Linked DNA regions of Homo sapiens: all the other regions are linked to region 1. Evidence: chromatin contacts called from ENCODE Hi-C or POLR2A ChIA-PET data. All regions are on one chromosome and are shown on one strand. The core of a region is the stretch at or near the end of the contact, and the rest is flanking DNA. Distances in the headings are between cores, read along the strand shown.

Region 1 (4,079 bases), core at 1,114-3,613:
TTCACCAAAATAAGTTCAAATAAGTTGAAATTTTAAACATAAAAAACAAAGCCCAACGAATACTTTAAAGAAGTACATTAGACAGTCAGGCACGGTGGCTCATGCCTATAATCCCAGCACTTTGGGAGGCAGAGGTGGGCAGATTGCCTGAGCTCAGGAGTTCGAAACCAGCCTGGGAAACATAGCGAAATCCCGTCTCTACTAAAAGTACAAAAAATTAGCCGGGTGTGGTAGCAGGTACCTGTAATCCCAGCTACTCGGGAGGCTGAAGCACGAGAATCACTTGAACCTGGGAGGTGAAGGTTACAGTGAGCCAAGATTGCGCTACTGTCCTCTAGCCTAGGTGACAGAGCGAGACTGTCTCAAAAACAAAAAACAAAAAACAAACAAAAAAAAAACAGTACATTAGCCAGGCATGGTGGCACATGCCTGTAGTCCTAGCTACTTGGGAGGCTAAGGTGGGAGGATCACTTGAGCCCAGAAGTTCAAGATTACAGTGAACTATGATCATGCCACTGCACTCCAGCCTGAGCAACAGAGCAGGTGTGCTGGCTTATACCTCTAATCCCAATACTTTGGGAGGCAGAGGCAGGAGTTCCGGACCAGCCTGGGTAAAATAGGGAGAGCCTATCTCTATAAAAAATGTTAAAATTTTAACTGGGCGAAGTGGCACACACCTGTAGTCCTAGCTACTTGGGAGCCTGAAGCAAGAGGATTGCTTGAGCCCAGGAGTTTGACACCACAATGAGCCATGATCATGCCACTGTACTCCAGCCTGGGTGCCAGGGCAAGACCTTGTCTCAAAAAAAAATAAAATAAAATAAAATAATAAAAAATAAAAAAAACATAGATTAACCATTCTATAATGTTAAGGAGAAAAGGATTTTTTAAGCATGACATCAAAGATAGAAACCATAAGATAAAAGGTAGATGGATTTTTCTATATAAAATTTGGAAACTTATGTAGTATTTTTTTAAAAAGCCATAATCAAAATTAAAAGACAACTAGTAAACTAGAAGATATTTCAGCATATACAAAATAGGAGTAACAATTTTAACATAAATTTTTTTAGTTTATCTTTTTTAATAAGATTTATTTAAAAGATGCAACACTCAGCCAGGCACAATGGCTCAAACCTGTAATCCCAGCACTTTGGCACGCCAAGGGGGGCAGATTGCTTGAGCTCAGGAGTTTGAGACCAGCCTGGTCAACATGGTGAAACTATGTCTCTACAAAAACTACTAAAAATTAGCTGGGGGTGGTGGTGTGCGTCTGTAGTCCCAGCTACCCAAGAGGCCAAAAGTGGGGGTATCACCTAAGCCTGGTGGTTGAGGCTGCAGTGAGCCGTGATTGTGCCACTGCACTCCAGGCTGGGTGACAGAGCAAGACCCTGTCTCCCAAAAACAAAAAAAAAAAGTACAACATTCAATTAGGAAAACTGACACAAAAATGAACATTTACAAACGAATTTTTATAAATGGCCAATAATTAAATGCAAAAATATGTCAACTGCTTTGAGAAATAGCAGGGAAGATACAAGTTGCTGCCCATTCAGCATTAGCAAATATGAGGGGAAAAGAGCACATTTATATACTGAAGTTGGAAACTGAAACTGTTCACTTCTAGAAGAAATTCAGCACTATGCATCAAAAGCACTTTGCCAATATACATTCACATATTTTCTGACCTAGATTCCAATGTAAATAAATTATCCTAAGGATTTACTCAAGGAAATGCTGAAAAATTTAGTTGCAAGAATGTTAATCACAGAGTTTATGTTTATAGTGGTGGGAAAACTCTAAGCAACCTTAATGGGCACCCAACATCCAACTGTAGGGAAAGAGTTAAATAAATCATGCTATATCCATACAATGAAATACCCATGTTGCCACCAGAAATAATATTACAGAGTCTTGGGTAAAGATGACAGCTTGAGCAAATACATTTTACTTTCACTATCTCTCAAAACTCACTCAAAAAGATACTAAAAGGATTGTTTTTTAAGAATAAATCTACAAGAATAAAAAAACAAAGGGGAAAATAACTACAGCCACAGAATTTTAAAAGCTGGAGAGCAGATGGCCCAATAGTAACTAACTGAACAGACTATCAGATGGAATCCTCAGTCAGTCGCCAGGAAAACTAGGAAACAACCTGATTTTAACACCAACCCCTCCAAAAGACTTAGAAATTGGTGGCATCAGGCAGAGAAAAGAGGGGTGAAAACGGACATCCAAATAGGAAGCCTGGGTTGAAAGAGTTAAGAAGCAGCTAAGCACCCTAAACCTTCCTCTCCCATCAAGCAACTAGTGGGCTTCCCTCGCCCCACCCTGGCATTAGACTGGAGGTGTACTCTCTGGGGAGTGAAACCGAGGATCTCTAGACTATAGAGAGTGTGGGTGGTGTTGTGAATCAGGAACATTAAATGAGCATTAACATGTTAACAATCCCCACTGCCACCACCACCACCACTTCCCAGAAAGCTGCCAACAAGGCCTACAGCCTCTAGACAAGAGACCGGAGAGGGGCCTAAACTTAGTAGTACTGGAGGTTTCACAACCAAACAGCCAAGTCAGATCATCTTGTACTACAGTTTCAGTTTATTTTAGTGAAGGAAAAAAAATCTCATTTTTTTTAACAAAACAACATACATGTTCACAGTTAATTTAAAAAAAAAAAAGTCCAGCAAGGTGCCAGGACACAAGATAATATACAAAAATCAATTGTATGTTACACTAGCAATGAACAATCTGAAAATAAGGCAAATCCATTTAAAATAGTATCAAAAAGTACAAACTACTTAGGAATGAATTTAACCAAATACATGCAAAACTTGTACACTGCAAATTATAAAACATTGCTAAAAGAATTAAAGAAAATCTAAATAAATGGAAAGACAGCTTATATTCATAGATCGGAAGACAATATTGCCAAAATGGCAGTATTTTCAAGCTGATTTACGATTCAAAATAATGTCTACCAAAATCCCAACGGCCTTTTCTGCAGAAATTGACAAGCTGATCCTAAAATTTATGTGGAAATACAAGGGACCCAGAATAGCCAAAACAATCTTGAAATAGAAGGACAAAGTTGGAACACTCACACTTAACCAACTTCAAAAATTACTTCAAACTTACAGTAATCAAGACAGCACAGAACTGGTGCAAGGACAGACATATAGGTCAATGGAATAGAATTGAAGGCATAGAAATAAACTCATACATTTCAACAAAGAAAAAACAGTCTTTTCAACAAATGTTGGAACAACTACATATCAACATATAAAAGAATGAAATTGGATGCCTATCTCACACCATGAAAACTAACTCAAAACAGATTACAGATCTAAACATAAGAGCTAGAACCATTAAACACTTCAAAGAAATCATAGGAGTAAATCTCCATGACCCTGCATTAGCTAATGATTTCTTAGATGTGACACCAGAAGCACAAGCAACAAAAGAAAAAAGAAACTGGACACGACCAAAATTTAAAAATTTTGTATTTCAAAGGACACCTTCAAGACAACCCACAGAATGAGAGAAAATATTTGCAAATCATGTACATAAGAGACTTATATCTAAAATATATAAAGAACTCTTAATTCAACAATAACAAGGTAAATAACCCAATTAAAAATGGGCAAAAGATTTAAATAGACATTTTCCCAAAGATACCCGAATGTCCAATAAGCAGAAAAAATGACAGTCGACATCACTAGTCATTAGTAAAATGCAAATCAAGACCACAAAGAGATACTGCCTCATACTCACTAGGATGGTTATAATCAAAAACACAAAAAAGAAAATGTTGGCGAGGATGCAGAGAAGTTGGAATTCTCATACATCAGCAGGGAACACAAAATGGTGAGCCACTTTGGAAAACAGTTTGGCAGTTCCTTAAAAAATTAAACACAGAGTTACCATGTGATCCAGCAACTCTGTGTATCACATGAAAACAACGGTTCACATAAAAACCTGTACACAAATTTCACAGTAGCATTATTCCTAACAGCCAAAAAGCAGAAACAATCTAAATATTCAACTAATGAATAAGTAAACAAAATGTGTTACAGCCA
Region 2 (4,079 bases), core at 624-3,123, 380 kb before region 1:
AATGCTGGGCACAGTGGCTCATGCCTGTAATCCCAGCACTTTGGGAGGCTGAGGCGGGTGGATCACTTGAGAGGCCAAGAGTTCGAGACCAGCCTGGCCAACATGATGAAACCCCGTCTCTATGAAAAATACAAAAATTAGCCAAGCATGATGGTGCCAACCTGTAATTCCAGCTACTTGGGAGGCTGAAGTATGAGCATTGCTTGAACCCAGGAAGCAGAGGTTGCAGTAAGCTGAGATTGGGCCACTGCATTCCAGCCTGGGTAATGAAGTCGGAGTGAAACTCTGTTTCAAAAAAAAAAAAGGCCAGTTGGGCTTGGTGGCTCACACCTGTAAAATCCCAGCACTTTGGGAGGCCGAGGCAGGTGGATCTCTTGAGCCCAGGAGTTCGAGACCAGCCTGGGCAAAGTGGCAAAGCCCTGTCTCTAAAAAAATAAAAATAAAAATAAAAATACAAAAATTAGCTGGGCGTGGTGGCATGTGCCTATAGTCCCAGCTACTTGGGGGGCTGCGGCAGGAGGATCATTGAGCCTGGGAGGTTGAGGCTATGATGAGCCAAGATCACACCAGTGCACTCCAGCCTGGGTGACAGAGTAAGACCCTGCCTCAAAAAAAAAAAAAAAAAAAAAAAAGGAAATCTCTGGCTATATTTAATGTACTGCATATCAGCTTTTCTTAGAAAGCTAGTAATGTTTATAAAGTACTATTCATCCTCGGTATTTAAAAAAATTGACAGGACAAGAAGATATGATTATAAGGTGATAAACTATTTAACCAGACTGTTTAGCCAGTCAGAACTTATACATCCCTAACTACTGACCTCTTCAAAATGAGCTTATTAATATCACTATTAGAGCCCAAATCCTGGCTCTGCCAGCTCCTAAAAAGTCACCTTGGGTAAGTTCCTTACAGCTCCCTCATCTGTAAGATACAGATGACGTTACTTCTTACTTCAGAGGGTTCTTGTGAAGATTTTGAAAAGAGACATAAAGCACTCAGCCCACACTGCTGGACACCTCTTAAGCACTCAATAGATGTTATTTATTATTAAAATGACAAACATGTCACTGCCATTGCCCTGCCCTCTCTGGAACTCAACTCTAAAAACTGCTTTTATTGTTACTTTAGAAATCATAAAAATCTCATTAAGGTCACATATTTTTGATCCCCAACTACCATGCAGCTCAGTCTCCATATTACTGAAAAAAAGTTTGGATCACGTGACTTTTGGCCATTTCTAAAAATCAAATTAACACTCAGGGGACAGAGATTTGTCATCACAGAAGATATGCAGAAAAATAGGCACAAGACCTTGAAGTGAATCCCAAAGAGGCGCTCCAACCACAGATGGAGTAACCACCACCACGGCTGGTCAAGGGTGACAGCAGCCACATGATGGGTGTTCTTTCAAAGTTAGTCACATGCCTGCAGTTTGTGTTGTCTAGAGGGAAATTGATTAACCCAGGGAAGGTCATCCCAGCTGGTCTTACCTCCTAGACCCTGCAGCCAGGATTACTGTGCCTCATTAACAAACTGCTTCCTTCCAACTTGGCCAAGGTACCATGAGTTACTGAGGTGCCTCACCCTAGAACCTTCCCAGTCTCTTCCCAGGCATATTTATTCCTAAATCTTCATCCTGTCAGCATCAACTCCCTACTCTGTAGGGCTGAGAGTCAGGAGGTCAGATGAGCTTCTCAGAGAGATAGCAAAACTCATTTGTGTTACCATAAACTCATTTGTGTTACTGACAGCTGAAAACTGACAGCTCTCTTGGGAAAGCTCTGAAGAAACCAAAGAGGAACAGTGAAGGTTTCAATGCGGAAGTGGGTCTAGACTGTGTGCCGCTCCATTGAACATGTTCAGAAATCACTAGCAAGTAGGAACGGAAACCCAAGAATTATGTGGTTCACCTGAGGCATAGCAGGGGACGCTGCAAGTGAAGGAGACAGGATGTAAGAGTTCCCTGCACTGAGTATTTTAACCAAATGGAGGAATGACTCTGGGGTCCAGGAAAGGGAGAAGGTGGCCTAATAATTCTTTAAAGTTCCCTTGCCTGGCTGCGCTGATCTCTCTCAATCTCAACCGTGGCATTACAAAGTAAGTGCAGGCAGAACCATGGAAAATACTGTATTTGTATACACAGGAAGGATAGCTGCAAGCCCCTCACAGAGGAAACTCCACCCCAAAGAAAAATCTTAGCAGCAAATTCCTATCTCCCTCAGCACTATCAGCACAGCCCAGGCCAGAAGGTTGGGCTTCTTGTCTCTGGGAACCCATCATACCCTTCCCGCCAAAGAATTCTAAATAAGGCAGGAAAAAAAATTGGAGTCCAGTGGGAGCTGGGTGCCTGGTCATTCCTAGAAGACAGGCAGTGTCTTTATGATGGTTAGACTTTGAGCAACGCTGGGATTCTTCTCTGGGTCCTATGGCCTGCTATGTTGAGAGCTGGCAGCAGGATGGGGACCTGGTAGAAGGAACTGGAAGAAAGTCATAGGTTCTTGGGTGCACATGAACGTGTGTATAACAGGGCACAGGTTGTGCATTTTCCTTGTGCTTGATGCCTCCATCTGCCATCCTCTCCCTGACAGCAGCCTAATACTTCACACCTACATTTCTTTCTGTGGCTCTGGATCCGGAAACCAAGCGTTTCTCCAACAGAACTGCTGTGATTCGGCAACACTGCAAAGGTAACTGCTGTGATTCGGCAACACTGCAAAGGTAACAGCTGTCCCAGGGGGGTAAGACAGATGACTAAAGAAGTGGTTTGCTCCAATCAGATATCCTTGATTTTTTTTCTCTCTTAAAACAACAGGCTGGTGACAGGTATTGTGGCTCAAGAGTGGCATGGTTCCAATTCTGTTATTACCCTCAAAGAGGTCCCCTTCCTGACCTCTCAGATACCAAGGCTTCAACAGACAGAGGTCATTCTTGCAGCTGTCATGCTGACTGCTACCTGCCTTCTTTGACAGGCCCTCACTATCTCTCCCAAACCAACAGAGACTTCACATTTCCAGGGTTCCTCTCAGATCTGGGCTGGACCTCATCTGGAGGGTCTGAGCAGCCCAAGGTGTTAAGGGGCCCAAGTGTCAGCAGGATGTCCAAAGGGCCTGATTCTAGACATTGGATTTAGGGGCTGAGTTGAGGGGTATCTCCTTGAGCTCCGTCCGCATGCACAGGTACTCCCCGATGACAGCCATGAGTGCAATGCACACGGCTTGGACCAGCCACCAGGTCAGCGCCGAGGGGAAACGGGAGCTGTAGAACCAGCAGCCCAGGAGGTGAAAGAAATGGACAGTGACAGTGAAATCCAGACACTGCTTTCCTCGCCGGATGAAGTACAGCAAGCCCAGGGCACTGTGGGGAGAGGACAGCAGTGAGTTGTCACTGGGTTGTCCTGGCCTTAGGTTATTTGGGAGGGTAGGGACAATTAGGACGGCAGCATAGTGGTCAGAAGTGACGAGATAAGTGTGAAGCAAGGGTTATGATACCAGACGCCTAGAAGAACCTGGCGGGTAATGTCAAGAGTGAAGCTGACTGAGTATGAGCTTGATGATCGATGGCAATTGTCACTAGGGGATCCTAGGAATTGGTGGGGATCATGACACCCTGAAGCATACATGTTCTAGCTAAAGGGGGGCAGTAGCTACTTGCATCTAGGCAAATCTTATCATGCTAGAAGGTTGGCCTGGAATCAGTCAGTCATTCCATTATTCAAGAGAAGCCAGAAATCTGGATTTTTATATAAAATAGCCTGATTTTCAACTAAGTGAAAAAAATGTTTTAAACACCATGTGTGGGCTGACATCTATGTAAGCCAAATAGAACCTATCTGGAAGACAAATTTAGGTCAAAGTCAGCCCACCAGTTTTCAACCTCCGGTGTAAGGACAAGAATAATAATAACATGCAAGGCACTGTTCTAAGTCCTTCTTGTGAATTAACTTATTTAATCCTTACAACTATGAGGTAGGTAATATTACTAGCCCCATTTTACTGATGAGGCAACTGTGGTAGATTAACTTGTCCAAAGTCACTAGACTAGTAGTAAAGCTGAGGTTCAATGCCAAATGAGTCTGCCTC
Region 3 (4,079 bases), core at 550-3,049, 340 kb after region 1:
TTTTCTTTTTTGCCAGAATCTCACTCTGTCGCCCAAGCTGGAGTGCAGTGGCAAGATTTTGGGTCCCTGCAACCTCTGCCTCCTGGGTTCATGCGATCCTCCTGCCTCAGCCTCCCAAGTAGCTGGGACTACAGGCGTGTGCCGCAGTCTCACTCTGTTGCCCAGGCTGGAGTGCAGTGGTGTGATCCTGGCTCACTACAACCTCCACCTCCCGAGTTCAAGCCATTCTTCTGCCTCAGCCTCCGGAGTAGCTGGGATTACAGGCGTCCACCACCACGCCCGGCTAATTTTTGTATTTTTAGTAGAGACAGGGTTTCACCACGTTAGCCAGCTGGTCTCGAACTCCTGATCTCAGGTGATCCTCCCACCTTGGCTTCCCAAAGCGCTGGGATTACAGGTGTGAGCCACTGTGCCCGGCTAGTAACTTTTATCTCACGGAATCCTCTGGACGACTTGACAAGGCATGGGTCTTCATCCCCATTTACAGATGAAGAAACTGAAGCTTAGGGAGTGGAGGGACTTGCCAGGGCTACACAAAATCTGAGAGCCTTGAAGCTGTAGACTGGCAAGTGAACAGGTACAGGCTGGGACAGCAGTTTCTTTCTTTTTTTCTTTTTTTAGACAGAGTTTCGCTCTTGTTGCCCAGGCTGGAGTGCAATGGCACGACCTCGGCTCACTGCAACCTTCGCCTCCCAGGTTCAAGTGATTCTTCTGCCTCAGCCTCCCAAGTAGCTGGAATTACAGGCATGCACCACCATGCCCGGCTAATTTTTTGTATTTTTAGTAGAGACGGGGTTTCTCCTTGTTGGCCAGGCTGGTCTCGAACTCCCGACTTCAGGTGATCCGCCCACCTCAGCCTCCCAAAGTGCCGGGATTACAGGCATGAGCCACCGCACCCGGCCAAGGGACAGCAGTTTCTAAACTGTCCCTCTCTGATGCAGAGGGGAATTGGGGCTAAATCAGCAATGTGCCTTTTCTGTCTCATATTTGAATGTCTACTCTGCACGAGGCGCTGTCCTGCTTTGCATACAGTGACTCATTTAATGTTTATGTCAGCCCTCTGAGGAAGGTCCTGTCCTATTATTAACTTCACTTATTATGAGGAAACTGAGACTCAGAGAGGGGAGGGAACTTGCCAAAGTCACACAGCTGGCAAGCAGCAGAGCTAGACTTGAACCCAGATCTGCCTGCACTCAAGTAGAAGCTGTTCATTGCTTTGCTCATTTGCCAATTCCACTTTATGCAAAAAAGAGGGGGCAGTGTGGGGGGAAGAGTTAGAATCAGGGTGGCAGGGTGGGCCAGTGCATTAGCCCTGGGCTTCAGATGTACTGGGGTTGAATTCCTGCCTGCCGCTTAGCAGCTAGGGTACCTCAGGTAGACAACTCCTGAAACTCAGCTTCCCCCTCTGTAAAATGGGGTGACAAAACCAAGATCTTGGGGTTCTTGGGGAAACTGACATGCTGATTGGTTTTTGTACAGTGCCTGGCTGGTAACAGCAGGCCCTCAGGGGTGCGTTTCCTTCCTGGGGACTGGAGTGGGGGTTGCAGTAGACTCTGGGAGGCCTCTCCAGCTGCAGAATCTCCCTCCTCCCTCCTCCTTTTTGTCTTCCTGACACAAAACCCACCAGCTGCACTTCTTTGGGCTTGCAGTGGCTTTCAGTTACCAGAGCCACCTGTTAAAACAAAAATGTGCCTAGGAAGAGCCTGCCTTACCCATTTTGACTCACATGGCAGTTGGTGGTGGAGGGGAACAAAGGAGACTGAGTTTCATCGAAGCCTTTTGCTTCGGAGGAGGAAGGGAGGATCAGAGAGAGGAAGTGGTCTGTGTTCACACAGGGAGGCAGGGGAGGCCAGGCAGCTTCCCAATCCTGCATTCAACCTCAGGGTGGGCTTGACCTGGGTGGCTGGGGGCCCTGTGATCCAGGAGAGACTTGTCCACCTGCTCAGGTGTCTTGAAGGGGTCCCTGTGGTACCCCCTGGGGCGGGGCAAGGTAGTAGGACCATGGTCTGGCTGGGGAGGTGGAGAGGAGCAGGCTGTGGGCGCAGAGTGAGGTTGGAATCTGTATTTACCCAAGGTGTTGGGGGTAGGCTTGCCCTCAGCCCTTAATGTTCTCAGGCCCCTGAGCAGTTGTGGGGGATAACCTCTGCACTCCTAGTGACCAGGGAGCTAGAACAGCAAGGAATTTGAACTTGGACACCAGCTGGGGTCAGGCTCTCTGGGTCTGAGTCCTGATTTCCCACTTTCCAGCTAGAGGAGCTTGAATGAGTCATTTAACTTCACGGTGCCTCAGTTTCCCCTCTCTAAAATGAGAATTATACCCATACCCACCTCTCAAACACCAAGTGCAGGCCTGGCTCAGAGCAGGTGCTGCAGCAATAGCTGCCATTGGTCAGCATCATCATCATGGTTGGTAATGGTCCTACTTTGACTTTTGAGACAGAGTCTCACTCTGTCGCCCAGGCTGGAGTGCAGTGGTGCAATCTCGGCTCACTACAACCTCTGCCTCCCGGGTTCAAGTGATTCTTCTGCCTCAGTCTCCCAAGTAGTTGGGATTACAGGTGTGCGCCACCATGCCTGGCTAATTTTTGTGTTTTTAGTAGAGACAGGGTTTCACCATGTTGGCCATAACAATGGCTGTCCTTGAAGTAGTCCTGGGTACCAGGTGACTTCAGTGACTTTTTTTTTTTTTTTTTTTTTGAGCTGGAGTCTTCCTCTGTCACCCAAGCTGGAGTGCAGTGGCACGATTTTGGCTCACTGCAACCTCTGCCTCCTGGGTTCATGCGATCCTCCTGCCTCAGCCTCCCAAGTAGCTGGGACTTGGGATACACTTGCCCCCGCTGGTCCTCCCTTCCACCTCTGTGAAGAGGAGGTCTCAAACTCCTGGCCTCAAGTGATCCACCCACCTCAGCCTCCCAAAGTGCTGGGATTTCAAGAGTGAGCCACCGCACCTGGCCCCTGTTTAGATGTTAGCATCAGTGACCCAGCACCTTGCTATGTGGCATGCAGGGAGCGTGCTGCTAGACCTCCGGGTTTAGAGTCAAATAGCTTCCTGGCTGTGGTATGCATTAGACTTTCTAACTCAAGGTCCTCCCACTCTCTGAGCCTCAGTCTTGTTGCCTTTAAAACGAGTTTAAGTGTGCTGAGTCCCTATGCTGTGGCTCCACAGGAATTTCCCCAGGTGGAAGACACATCTTGCCTTCTGTGAAACCTCTCAGCAGCAGAGCTGTCAGGCCCCGTCAGCAGGAGACACTGTGGGGACTGCTCAGTCCCTTCCACTGTGTACCTCGGAGCTGGCGGAGCCTAGATGAGGCTGAGCATAGAGGGCTTCCTGGAGGAAGTGGAGCTGAAACAGTTTCTCAGCCCAGGGCTGCTCTGTCTCCTGGCCTCACACTAAAAGTCAGTTGAGAGGCCATAGTGGCATAAGTCACTGACCCTGGCACTGCCCAGCTCATCACCAAAAGCAGGGCTAGGGAGGGAGGGGACATTCGATTGGCAGTGGGCACCTGTGGCTCATCTGGGTTCTGGCCACGGTGCTCAGGTTCTGTGAGCTGACCAGGCAGCCCTGGCTCCTCTGCCCCCGTGTGGGTTCTGCCAGGTCCCATGGGGGCAGGTCAGCCCCTTCCTTGTTGCAGGGAGAGCACCCAGCATTGCTGACATGGGACAGGGAAACGAGGAAATAACGGTGTGGTCATTGAACACAGAGAGCACTAGGTGCTGTGCGAGGTGCTGAGGACACGACATGATGACACAGACAAGGTCCCCCCTCTCAGCAAACGGCTCATGAGGGAGACAGACATGTTACATACATGAACCCAAAAAGTCAGACGAAAACAAAACAGAGCGATGTGTTTGGGAGGCAAACCCAACTGCCGGAGGCGAGCAGGGCGTCTACCTCCAAGGTAAACCCAGTCAGATTAGTTGTCCCCAAGGCTCACCAGGGAGAACTAATCTGACTAGGTTTGCCTTGGAGGTAGACGGCCCTGCTCGCCCTCCAGCAGTTGGGAACGTGGAAACATGAGTCAGATCTGGGAGTATCTGTCCCAGGAGTCCAAGACCTGGGTCCTCATGGTAGCTCTGCC

What was found. A loop is a pair of places that touch in the nucleus more often than their neighbours do. ChIA-PET counts read pairs that join two places held with the same protein, here RNA polymerase II (POLR2A). Pooled maps may share reads with other maps.
Region 2: a loop to region 1 is called in a pooled map, with 2.7 times the contacts of the local background. The contact joins two enhancer-like sites. A Hi-C loop is called at or near these places in 1 of 50 pooled maps. POLR2A ChIA-PET finds 5 or more read pairs at or near these places in 2 of 52 experiments (SK-N-SH and activated T-cell).
Region 3: a pooled map shows a loop between it and region 1 (2.5-fold over the local background). The contact joins two enhancer-like sites. A Hi-C loop is called at or near these places in 1 of 50 pooled maps. POLR2A ChIA-PET finds 5 or more read pairs at or near these places in 2 of 52 experiments (HEK293T and naive thymus-derived CD8-positive, alpha-beta T cell).

The regions. Positions count from the first base shown.
Region 1 is chr20:44,989,000-44,993,078 of GRCh38, reverse strand. The region is part of intron 5 of STK4 (serine/threonine kinase 4); the gene reads right to left. Among named protein-coding and RNA genes, the nearest start is that of STK4, 25 kb to the right of the region's middle. Within about 2 kb of position 2,363, at least 7 of the 41 ENCODE cell types and tissues checked have a DNase peak (open chromatin) inside an H3K27ac peak, as active enhancers do.
Region 2 is chr20:45,366,150-45,370,228 of GRCh38, reverse strand. SYS1 (SYS1 golgi trafficking protein) reads right to left here. Exons shown (of 4, transcript NM_033542.4): 4 at 1,020-3,354. The coding sequence ends at 3,114. The region is part of intron 3 of SYS1-DBNDD2 (SYS1-DBNDD2 readthrough (NMD candidate)); the gene reads right to left. Among named protein-coding and RNA genes, the nearest start is that of SYS1-DBNDD2, 5.0 kb to the right of the region's middle. RefSeq lists enhancers at 1,242-1,301, 1,962-2,011 and a silencer at 1,372-1,461. Within about 2 kb of position 1,873, at least 9 of the 41 ENCODE cell types and tissues checked have a DNase peak (open chromatin) inside an H3K27ac peak, as active enhancers do.
Region 3 is chr20:44,643,976-44,648,054 of GRCh38, reverse strand. All of the region lies in intron 1 of ADA (adenosine deaminase), which reads left to right. Among named protein-coding and RNA genes, the nearest start is that of ADA, 5.7 kb to the left of the region's middle. RefSeq lists silencers at 20-188, 2,065-2,144, cis regulatory regions at 746-1,341, 1,725-1,752, 2,441-2,999 and enhancers at 1,386-1,901, 1,835-1,934, 750-2,003, 3,155-3,234, 3,908-4,079. Within about 2 kb of position 1,799, at least 10 of the 41 ENCODE cell types and tissues checked have a DNase peak (open chromatin) inside an H3K27ac peak, as active enhancers do.